Regions from separate parts of the Mus musculus genome. Here region 2 is linked to region 1. A link is a loop called in an ENCODE intact Hi-C map of the cell type or tissue named here. Cell type or tissue: heart. All regions are shown on one strand.

Evidence for each region. Hi-C counts contacts between places; a loop is a spot of excess contacts. Peaks named below come from ENCODE experiments on the same cell type or tissue, not always from the same donor. Only the 100,000 strongest peaks of a DNase experiment are listed, where the experiment ranks them.
Region 2: a loop joins it to region 1, with 4 times the contacts of the local background. A loop is called at or near these places in 3 of 42 quality-filtered maps.

The regions. Positions count from the first base shown.
Region 1 is chr7:4,489,628-4,494,627 of GRCm38, forward strand. Ppp1r12c (protein phosphatase 1, regulatory subunit 12C) reads right to left here. Exons shown (of 22, transcript NM_029834.3): 4 at 106-265. Among named protein-coding and RNA genes, the nearest start is that of Ppp1r12c, 9.6 kb to the right of the region's middle. In heart, a CTCF peak has its summit at 3,000; DNase peaks (open chromatin) are centred at 1,824, 3,014 and 3,384; H3K27ac peaks cover 838 bases.
Region 2 is chr7:3,297,708-3,302,707 of GRCm38, forward strand. Myadm (myeloid-associated differentiation marker) reads left to right here. Exons shown (of 3, transcript NM_016969.2): 3 at 1-1,642. Among named protein-coding and RNA genes, the nearest start is that of Prkcg, 3.3 kb to the right of the region's middle. In heart, a CTCF peak has its summit at 2,765 (motif pointing left); DNase peaks (open chromatin) are centred at 4,474 and 4,944; H3K4me3 peaks cover 2,386 bases; H3K27ac peaks cover 1,704 bases.

The DNA of each region.
Region 1 (5,000 bases):
GGTGGTGTGCTGCAGTTTCTTGTCAGTTCTGCAGCCTTGGACAGATTGGATTCAAGTGCTGAGGCAACAGCAGAGACACAAAACAATCACTCTGGCCTAGCTCACCTCATCACCTCGATGTAGCCCTTGGCAGCAGCCACATGCAGGGCAGAGGCCCCAGTCCGGGGGTGCCTGGCCTCTGGCATAGCACCCCCATTCAGCCAGCACCTTGTGTCATGAAGCAGCAATTCTTCTTCAGCCCGCTTGGCTGCCTCGACATCCACACCTGGAGGAATGAGGCGATGACTGGTGAACTCATACAAGGTGGTCCTGGAAACCCCCATGACAGTTTCATGGTCGCAGCTTGGCCCTGTGACTCAACGAGTCCTCTCATCCAGTTCTCTGCTTGGACCAGAAGGCCTGAACTAATGCAGGACTTCCCAATTGTGCTCTCTGCAGACCTGGGAACCACCAAGGGTCTTAAAGAATGGAAACCACAGGTCTTGACCCATACCTGTTTTTTGATTTTAAATATGAAACCTCAAGTTTCCCAGGCAAACCCAGCACCTGACACATCTAAGTCTTCCCATCCCTCCCATCCCTCCCATCGCAATCCACAGTCCAGTGCCTTCACATAAGGGAGCTTCCTGACAATTCTGCCATCGCTTTAGACACTGCAAGTCCAACTGTGCACCAGCCAGGCGAGGTGTCGCACGCCTTTAATCCCAGCACTCAGGAGGCAGAGGCAGGCGGATTTCTGAGTTCAAGGCTAGCGTGATCTACAGAGTGATTTCCAGGATAGCTAGAGGTACACAGAGAAACCCTGTCTCAAAAAAATAGAAAGAGAGAGACAGAGAGAGAGAGACAGAGAGAGGAAAGAAAAGAGAGAAGACAACTGCACGAGTGCCACCAGCTCATGGGAACTTGGGCCGTTAGAGTCATGCACCTAACATCTTATTAGCTGAGCCATCGCCCCAGTTCCCCTCACTGTTTTAAATGCACCCAATTTAAAACTTGGCTATTGTTGTTTTTGTTCTGTGTGTGTATGACAGTTTTCTACTTCCCAGGGGAGCCTCAGACTCACTACCCAGCAGAGGATAAGCATCTTATCTACCGGCCTGCACCTCCCGGGCCAGGGATCACAGGCTTGCACTTCCACACTAGCTTACATGGTGCTGAGGATCAAGCTAAGGGCCATGCGTAGCTGGTAAGCATTTTACCAACTAAGCCACATGCCCAGCCTATGACTTAGAAACCTCAAACTACATTTGTGGTTCACTCAGGATCTCCAGTGGGTATCACTGGCAAAGACCTTAAGGCAGAACCTGGCTAAACACCAAGGGGCTAAAGAGATGATTCAGCTGCTAAAGGCTAGGCTCAAACCGAGACAAAAACCTACACAAGGGGGTAAACTGCAGAGACTCACTAGTTCAAGGCCAACTAGAACTAACAAAGCAAGATCCTGCCTCAAAACACCAGGGATCAGAGTTTAGTCCAGTGGCAGGATGCCTGCCTGGAAACATAAGGCTCCAAGTTCAGCCCAGAAATACAGTGGGCTGAACTTTCCAGCTTCACTCCACTCCCTTACAACCAAGGTTGAGCAGCTGCTTCCTCAACAGATACACTGTATACTTCTGCCACCACAAAGTTATAAAAAAACAATCCCCAAGGTTTGTTAGGGATCTTCTTTTTCATCCTAAACCAAGACCAACTCCACTCAGACACCAGCTGTAGCTAGGCGCTAGCTACCTGGTAGCAGTTGGATCCTGGCTCCTTGTGTCTCCTGGCCAACTAGGACTTCCCTTGTAGTGGCAGAGTTGAAGAATGTATGGCTAACGTCCATCTGCAGTGCAGTCACAGAGAATAGAGCAGGGAAAGCCAGGACCGCCCTCTTCCTCCAGACTCCTGCTTCCTTAAAGGGAGTCACCGAACAGTTCTATCAGACTGTGGCAGGGAAGGGGAAGGGCGGCGTACATTTGCTTTTCTTCAACCACTACCCAGTATTCCTGTGCACACTTAAGGGTGTCCTGTGCTTTCCACACAGCTAGAGCTGCTTATGTGTGTTATTCACAGTTTTTCTTGTATAGGCTGTTTTGGGCTGGCTTGTTAATTAGGATTTCTATATGTAACACAATATGTGTGCTGTTTGTGGGTATGTCTATATACATGTGTGCCTGGCGCCACCGAAGGTTAGAAGAGGGTGTCAAGTCCCTCTAGAACTGGAGTTAGAGGTGCCCATGTGGGTGCTAGGAACTGAACTGGAAGACCAGCAAGAACTCAACCATTAAGCCACCAGCCCCTCTACCTTGTCGTGAGTGGATCCCTCACTGATTCAGCTAGCCCGACAGACAGGCTTACAAACCACAGGGATCCTTCTGTGCCTGCCTCCCAACAACTTGCTAGGATTTCAGGTACTGGCTGGGCTTGTCTACATGGTTGCTGAGAATTCGAACTCAGGACCTTAGTGTGTGCAGCTAACCCCTCTACTACTGACTTACTTACATTCCTAGTCATGAAATGAAGGGTGTGCGCACATGTGTGTGTGTGTGTGTGTGTGTGTGTGTGTGTGTGTGCACGCGCACTGAATTTGCTGTAAGAAAAAATGTTATTACATATATTTTATTGTGTGAATGTATATGTGCACTCAAGCACATGCGTAAAGTCAGGCGACAGCTTGCAGGAGTCACTTCTACTTGGTAAAAGTACCAACCAAGTAGATCCTAGGGACTGAAGTCAGCAGTCAGGCTAATGTCAAGTGCCGTCACCCACTGAACCATCTCACCGGCCTGAAAATAAAGCTTTAATGGCATCCAGCCACATCTGGTTTTTCTCATCTTGTCCTTGGCTCATTTCCCTCTATAGCAGATGGTAAAGTCATTATAATAGGGACTGTATGCCCTGTAAGGCCTGAAATATGTACTGTCCACCCCTTCACTGGTAAGTCAGCTGACCCCTGCTGGGATCACTTGCTTATAAATCAGGCACCACCCGCTGTCCAGTGGCAGCACCAACCTTTCCCTTACCAACAATAAACACTGTGCAATATTCCTGTGCACTTACACCACCTACAAGTACAAACGCCAGGTCAGAAACTCAGGTCCGCAGCATCAAGCATGTTCAAGTCCCGCATGAGCACTCCCTCCAGGCACAGCCTTCCTGTTACTCAAGCTGGCACCTACAACTCCCACAGACCATTGTGTGTGCCTGTCTGTGGGATTCAGTCCTGTCCTCCCTAGCTGTCAAAGGAGATGGCTTCACCTTTCCCAAAAAGCACTTCAGTCCCCTTCCTATCCTGTCCCCCAGAGGAGTTTTGCGGAGGCCTGACCCTGCAGCCTGAGCCACAACAGAACTGCTAGGACCTGGCAGTACCCACTCTTCCTCCTTCGGTAACCACATCCTGACGTCCCTCCCCCTATGGCTTCTGAGTGACTCTGCTCAAAGCCTGGTCACAGGGTGACAAGTCCTCCTGCATAGTGACAGGCGGGCTCTGCGTCTGACATGAATGCATGTGCCAGAGCATCACAGAGAAGCGGCTCACTGAGGTGGGGCTACTGTGTTCCAGTTGCGCAGCAGACTACACTGCTAGAAGCCTTGCTAAGCACCTCAATGAGAGAACATACCTGACGTGACGCCCGCCAAAGCAGCTGCTGCCATTTGAGATCCATCTCCAAAGACTGACACACTGGGCTTGGAAAGGTGGCTCAGTTTGTAAAACATGCACCACACGAGCATGAGAGCCTGAGCTCAATCCCAGCACCAATGTAAAACACCAGGCACGGTGGGCCACTTGCAATCCCAGCACGGGGAGGCAGATGGACAACGTAAAATGCCAGGCACAGTGGGCCACTTGCAATCCCAGCACGGGAAGGCAGACGGGAGCCAAACAAGCTCTAAGCTACTGAGCAACCCTGTCTCAAAACTCAAAGAGTACGGCTGAGGGTCACTTTGACCTCTGGCCTCCAAACATAGGTGCACACATACATGTACTTACAGGCATAGGAAGAACTAAATTTCTACACACATTAAACAGTCACTCTAACGGTAACTCTATCCTACCACATTTTTATTACATTCATTTATTTGGGTATATGTGTGGGAATCACAGGTCAGTTCTCTGCTTCCACCATGTGGGTCCCCGGGATCAAACTCAGTTGTCAAGCTTGACAGCAAGCACTTCTACCCACTGAGACATCTAGCCAACTCCCCCAACCCCTTGTTTGTTTAGCTTATTGAGTCAGGGTCTCTCTGTGTAGCACTTGCTGTCCTGGAACTCACCATGCAGATAAGGCTGGCCTCAAACTCAAAGATCCGCCTGCCTCTGCCTCCTGAGAGCTGGGACTACAGAGATGTGACAGGATTAAAGGCACCACAGCCAGTTCTACTCCTAGTGTTATCAGCACCTGGACACCACACTTGATGCTCTGCCTCCATGAATTTGGGAGCTCTACTAGTGTAATTATTCTCAGTATCTCATGTAAATGAGAACTGCACACTTGTCTCTGTGTGGCTAGCTTACTTCAGTTGAGCCTGTAAGGTTCATCCAAGCTATTAGATGAGTCAGTCTCCTCCTTCCCTATCTGTATAGACCACATTTTGCTTATCCATCCCTTGATTGAGTTCCTACTCTCCCTGATTCTGAGGAAGGAATCCACAAACTAGGCCAAGTGCCACAGGCTGGACTAAGCCACACCCAAGCCCTAAAATACTGTAAATATGCCTGCACGGGACTTTCTCACTGCAAACACCACAAAATGTAAAAAAGAGAACCAGGCATGGTGGCTCACTGCTACAACCCCAGCACTCAAAAGGCTGAGGCAGGAGAATCTCAAGACCACACTAGTCTACACATTAAATTCCACAACAGTCTAGGTCAGTTAACTAAAGTAACTAATAAGATAATAAGCATTACGGGTCTGGATGTTGGGATGCGTATTTTGCTGGGCTGTGGTGCTGGGGACTGGACTGCCCACACTCAGTAAGCGCTCTACTACTCAGGAGCTTCCACTTCCCCTCTGCTTGTT
Region 2 (5,000 bases), 1.2 Mb before region 1:
CCCATCTCTCCTTGCAGCCTCTTCAACCAGTTGATTACCCAGGTGATTGGTACCATCCTGTTTTCTCATCTCCCTCCCATTTCCTCTTCCCTGTTAGATATGTATAGTCTTCCTTATTCCCCGTTTGCCTTTTCTATCTCTTTCTTACCTTTCCTCTTCTGGTATGCCTGTTTTACCCTTGAGCTGTGGCTCCACAGTTTGCCTCGTTCATTTTTTTTCTATCTCTATAGTCTTTCCTGTGGGTTTTATCACCTGCTTATTTTCTTGGGAGCCCTAAGAAATCTTGCTTTCTTTCCCTCACCCCTCAAAGGTGCTGGCCCCACACATCCCACACTCCTTTACAGTTACCCACACTCTTTTGCAGTTCTTTACTCCAAGGGTCTCTTTAGGGGCCTCATTGCCAAAGCATGCCTGCCTGCCTGCCTGCCTTAGCTGTGCCTTAGTCTGTGTGTGTGTGTGTGTGTGTGTGTGTGTGTGTGTGTGTGTGTGTGTGTGTTAAGGGGATTGGGAAGCAGGCCATATAATGTACCTCTCCTTTAAATTCAAAACAAAGCAAACAAAATCCTGGAGGTCAGCAATTCCCGGTGGCCAGAAGTCAGCATTATGCAGTCTCTGCCTCTACTTGTCACTCAACGTTGCACCAAATTGGCTCTAGATTTTTTTTACCAGGCTTACTGAAAGCCCACCACCTAGAGGATAGATACCCTAGATGAAGCAATGGATGGGCACCTTTTCCTAAACGATTCTCTGTGCTATTTAAACAAACCCAACAAAAATATCCACATGGTATCTCTCTCTGTGTCTCTGTCCCTCCCCCCACCCCCAGGGTTTCTCTGTGTAGCCTTGGCTGTCCTGAATTTGCTCTGTAGACGAGGCTGCCCTCTAACTCAAGATATCTGCCTGCTTATGCCTCCCTGGTGCTGGGCTTAAGGGTGTGTGCCATCACTGCCAGGCCACCCATATGGTCTTAAGACAACTCTGAAGTATTTCTGAGCGTCAGTAATGGCTGCTCGCTTATCTCAGTGTTAAAAATAACAAGGTCTGCTTTAGCAGGAATGAGAAGAGAAGGAGCCTTTGCCGGCCTTAAAGGCATTAAGATCATTAAGCTCATCTTTTCCTTTTCTGAACACAAACAAAGCAATCAACTAAAAAGCCCTTTTTTTTTTTTTAATAGCTTTAGAGATTTTCTTAATGTGGCCCATTCTGGTCTCAAACATAATTGTGTAGGTGAGGCTTCCATTGAACCCTTGTCTTTCTGGCTCCACCTTCTGGGTGCTGAGAGTACAGATATACCACCATACCCTCGTTGTGTAGCCCCGTTAAAGAGAGAAGGTCCTTAGACATCTTTTCTTGGGCTACAGGGTAGGTTTGGGAGTAACAGGATTGGAATGGCTTGTGTGTGCTGTACATGAACCCGGGTCCTCTCATGTGCTGCTTGCTTCTTGCTGCTGCTTTCTGCTTCTTTGACATTACTAGGTATATATGGATAAATAAATGTATAAATATATATATATATATTTTAATTTTCTGGAGCTTTGGGTTCCTGTAGCTCCTGCTGTCAGTCACCCTTTCCCACCCCTCACATCCATAATGTTCTTTTTTTAAAAAACAAAAACAAAAAAAACCCTCAATATAATGATAACAGGAAGACTCATGCTTTCTTTCTCTCCGGGTGGGTGGGGAGGAATGAAGGACTCCAAGAGAGAGGTGAGACTCAGATTCTTCAGTTTGATGACAGAAGGGGCGTAGGACTAAGACAACCTTGGCCTCATCAGAAAACAGTGGCAGAGCCTGGGTCTCCCCCCCCCCAAAGTTATGTATTTATTTTAATTTTATGTACATTGTTGATTTGCCAGCATGCATGTCTGTGAGGGTATTGGGTCCCCTGGAACGGGAGTTACAGACAGTTGTGAGCTGCCATGTGGGTACAGGGAATTGAACCCAGGTCCTGTAGAGGAGAACCACTGAACTATCTCTCCAGCCTCCCCGAATCCCCACCCCTTTAAGCTGGTCTCATGTAGACAAGGCTGGCCTCAAACTCAATATGTAGCCAAGTCCTACCTCCTCCAGTGCTGGGATTACAAGTAAAAGCCACCACACCCCGTTTATGCAGTTTTGGGGACTGAGCCCAGAGACTGGCCCATGCTGGGCAAGCACTTTACCATCCGAGCTATATACCATAGCCGGATAGTCTTCTTAATTCTTCAAAATGGGGGTGTGGGAGCCTTGGGCGCTCAGGGGTTGTTGAAAGCACTTGCTTTGGCACCGTGAGAACCAGGGTTCAGGTCCCAGACCCAAGAAACAAGCTGAACATCCCCTCAAATGCATGCAACACCCCCCATGGTAAAGGTGGGGGCACAGAGAGTCACTGGGCTTGCTGGCTTCCTGCCTTAGACAAATACGCAGTGAAGGAAATGACAGATGGTGCCATTTTCTGGCCTCCACGACTACACTCACAGGAACATACATTTTATAATCTTAAAAAGAAACTAGGAACGTTGACTAGGAAAGACAAGAATGCAATTTCTCCCACAGAAAGTCCCTTGAGAAACACAAGGCACTATGGTTTGGCAAGTAGCTTAGAGGGAAAGTACTTGCTTAGCATGTACAAAGGCCCTGGCAGGCCTGTCCCTAGCAATACACACAGATTCAGGAAGAAAATACCACTTGGGCAATTCAGAAATACAATGTCCCAGTGCTGAGAGGTGATTTTGCAATTAAAAAAAAAAAAAATGCTTGCGTCCAGTTCATAGCGCCCCCTTCAGGAGCTGAGCTCACAGCTACAATCAGGAGAGATAGCTCAGATTAAAACCACTGACACCAGGCTGGGTGTGGTGGCACATGCCTTTAATTCCAGCACTTGGGAGGCAGAGGCAGCCGAATTTCTGACTTTAAGGCTAGCCTGGTAGTGAGTTCCAGGACAGCCAGGGCTACACAGAGAAACCCTGCCTCGAAAAAAACAAACAAACAAAAAACCCTGATATCCTTTGGCCTCCATGATCACACACATAAAGAAATTTCAGGATCATACAATCTCTTTTTGCACCTGTGCCCACACAAAGGTAACTTGGAAAACATTTGGAATAAGTTTGGAAGTGAATGAAAAGTAAATAAAAGGAAAGGACTGCTCTTAGGTATAGTGGAGGAGGAGAAGGTTTATTGTTGATAAAAGGGAGGCATAGCCAGAGGCAGGGACATCTAGGAGAGTCCAAAGTGACTCTGAGGTGGGCCATGTAAGGAGAGCGGGGAAGCTAGGAGACCAAGAGGCCAGGACAAAAAGGGCCTGGTAACCAAAATGGCTGGGATATAGAGGGGAGAGCAACTGGTGGAAGGGCAGGCAGCCCAGCTCCTGAACTGAAGGAGTTTAAGGTAGGGGGTTGAGATATACCAGCCGTATTCTGTAACTGGTCGTGACTGAGGGATGCTGGGAGAGCTCTGCTTTGATATGTTAAATAGGCACCTCAGTTAACCATTTGCCCCAGGTTTGAGACCTAACAGGAAGTACATGGGAGAAGAGCCAGTGAGGACACACACTTTGGGGTGAGAAGTCTTTATTTCTTCAGTGCTTACCAAGACGTATCTACACCAATTCCTCTTCTCAAGAGGCCATCGCATCCACTCCTTCCCGTCCTGGTTCAAGAATACCTTCTGGAAGACACCAGAAAGAATAGCTAGAGGGTTGTGTGGATCAGTTGGTAGAGTGCTTGCCGAGCAAACACAAGGTCCCAGGGGCAATCTCCAGTATCTGAACACTTCCCTACCCCACGGGTGATGATAGATGCCTATAAACCCAGTTCTTGGGAGGTAAAGGCAGGAAGCTCAGATGTTGGTTATCTTTGATTACCTAGCAAGTTTGAAGCCAGACAGGAAATACACAAAGATTTACTTACTTACTTACTTATTTATTTATTTATTTATTTATTTATTTATCAGACAGATACCGTGTAGCTCTGGCTGGTCTGGAACTTGCTATGTAGATCAGGCTGGCATCAAACTCACAGAGGTCCTCCTGCTTCTGCCTGGGATTAAAAGTGTTCAAGCCCTTATTTAAACAACAACAACAACAACAAAATAGAACTGTAGCGTCCAGTGATCTGCTGCTTTAACTCGGGAAAGCAACAGAGGAAGAAGCTGTACCCCCAGTGCCCTTCACCCGTTGCCCCAGAAAACCACAGACATCAATAAATAGGCTTGCAGGTTGGTCAGAGAACTCTGTGTTCAGAAGGGTGCTTGAGGACTGACTCTAATTCCTTCACCTCCCCTGCACCTTCTGGAATTCCGACTCCACTGCGACCTCAGCAAAACCGCAAAAACGACGTGTTGCTGAACCGACACCCGCGCCACCGCAGCCGCCGGCATTGCACGCCGGGAGTAGTTTTCCTTTGCGTCCCAAGAATAGCGTACACGAGGGCCCCAACTATAAGTCCCAGAGTGCACTGAGCTCGACAGCCTCTGGCGGGCCAGGATTCCCTAGAACGGCTTCCTGCCAGAATGGATCCGTAGGAAGACTGGAACCTCAAGAAAGGCGCATCGTGGGGCGTGACCTGGGGAAGAACTCAGGGGAGGAGAGACCTGGGCGTGTGCATAGGAAATCCCAGGGTGACACTGAGTTGGGAGAACCACTCAGGTGGAGAGTCACAGGGAAACACGAGAGACACCCAAGACAGAGCATAGGGAGATCCAGAGTCAAGAAATACACTCTGCTATAGTCATAGGGAGATACGGAGGGGACAGGCCCTCAGAGATGGAGAGTTACAGGGAGACGTGGATAAAGGAGAGACCTCCAGGGCTGGAAAGCCATAGACAGAGTGGGGAGAATCCCAGAGACGGAGTCTCGGGGAGGCAAAGGAGGGAGAGACGACAAAGAGGAGAGTCGAGATTCCCCCGAAGACAGTCCCAAGGAGACACCGAAAAGGGTCAATATCCCCCCAGAGACAGTCACAGGGAAAGAAGGAGAGACCACTAGAGCCAGAGTCACATGGAACAGGGGGGGGACCGCA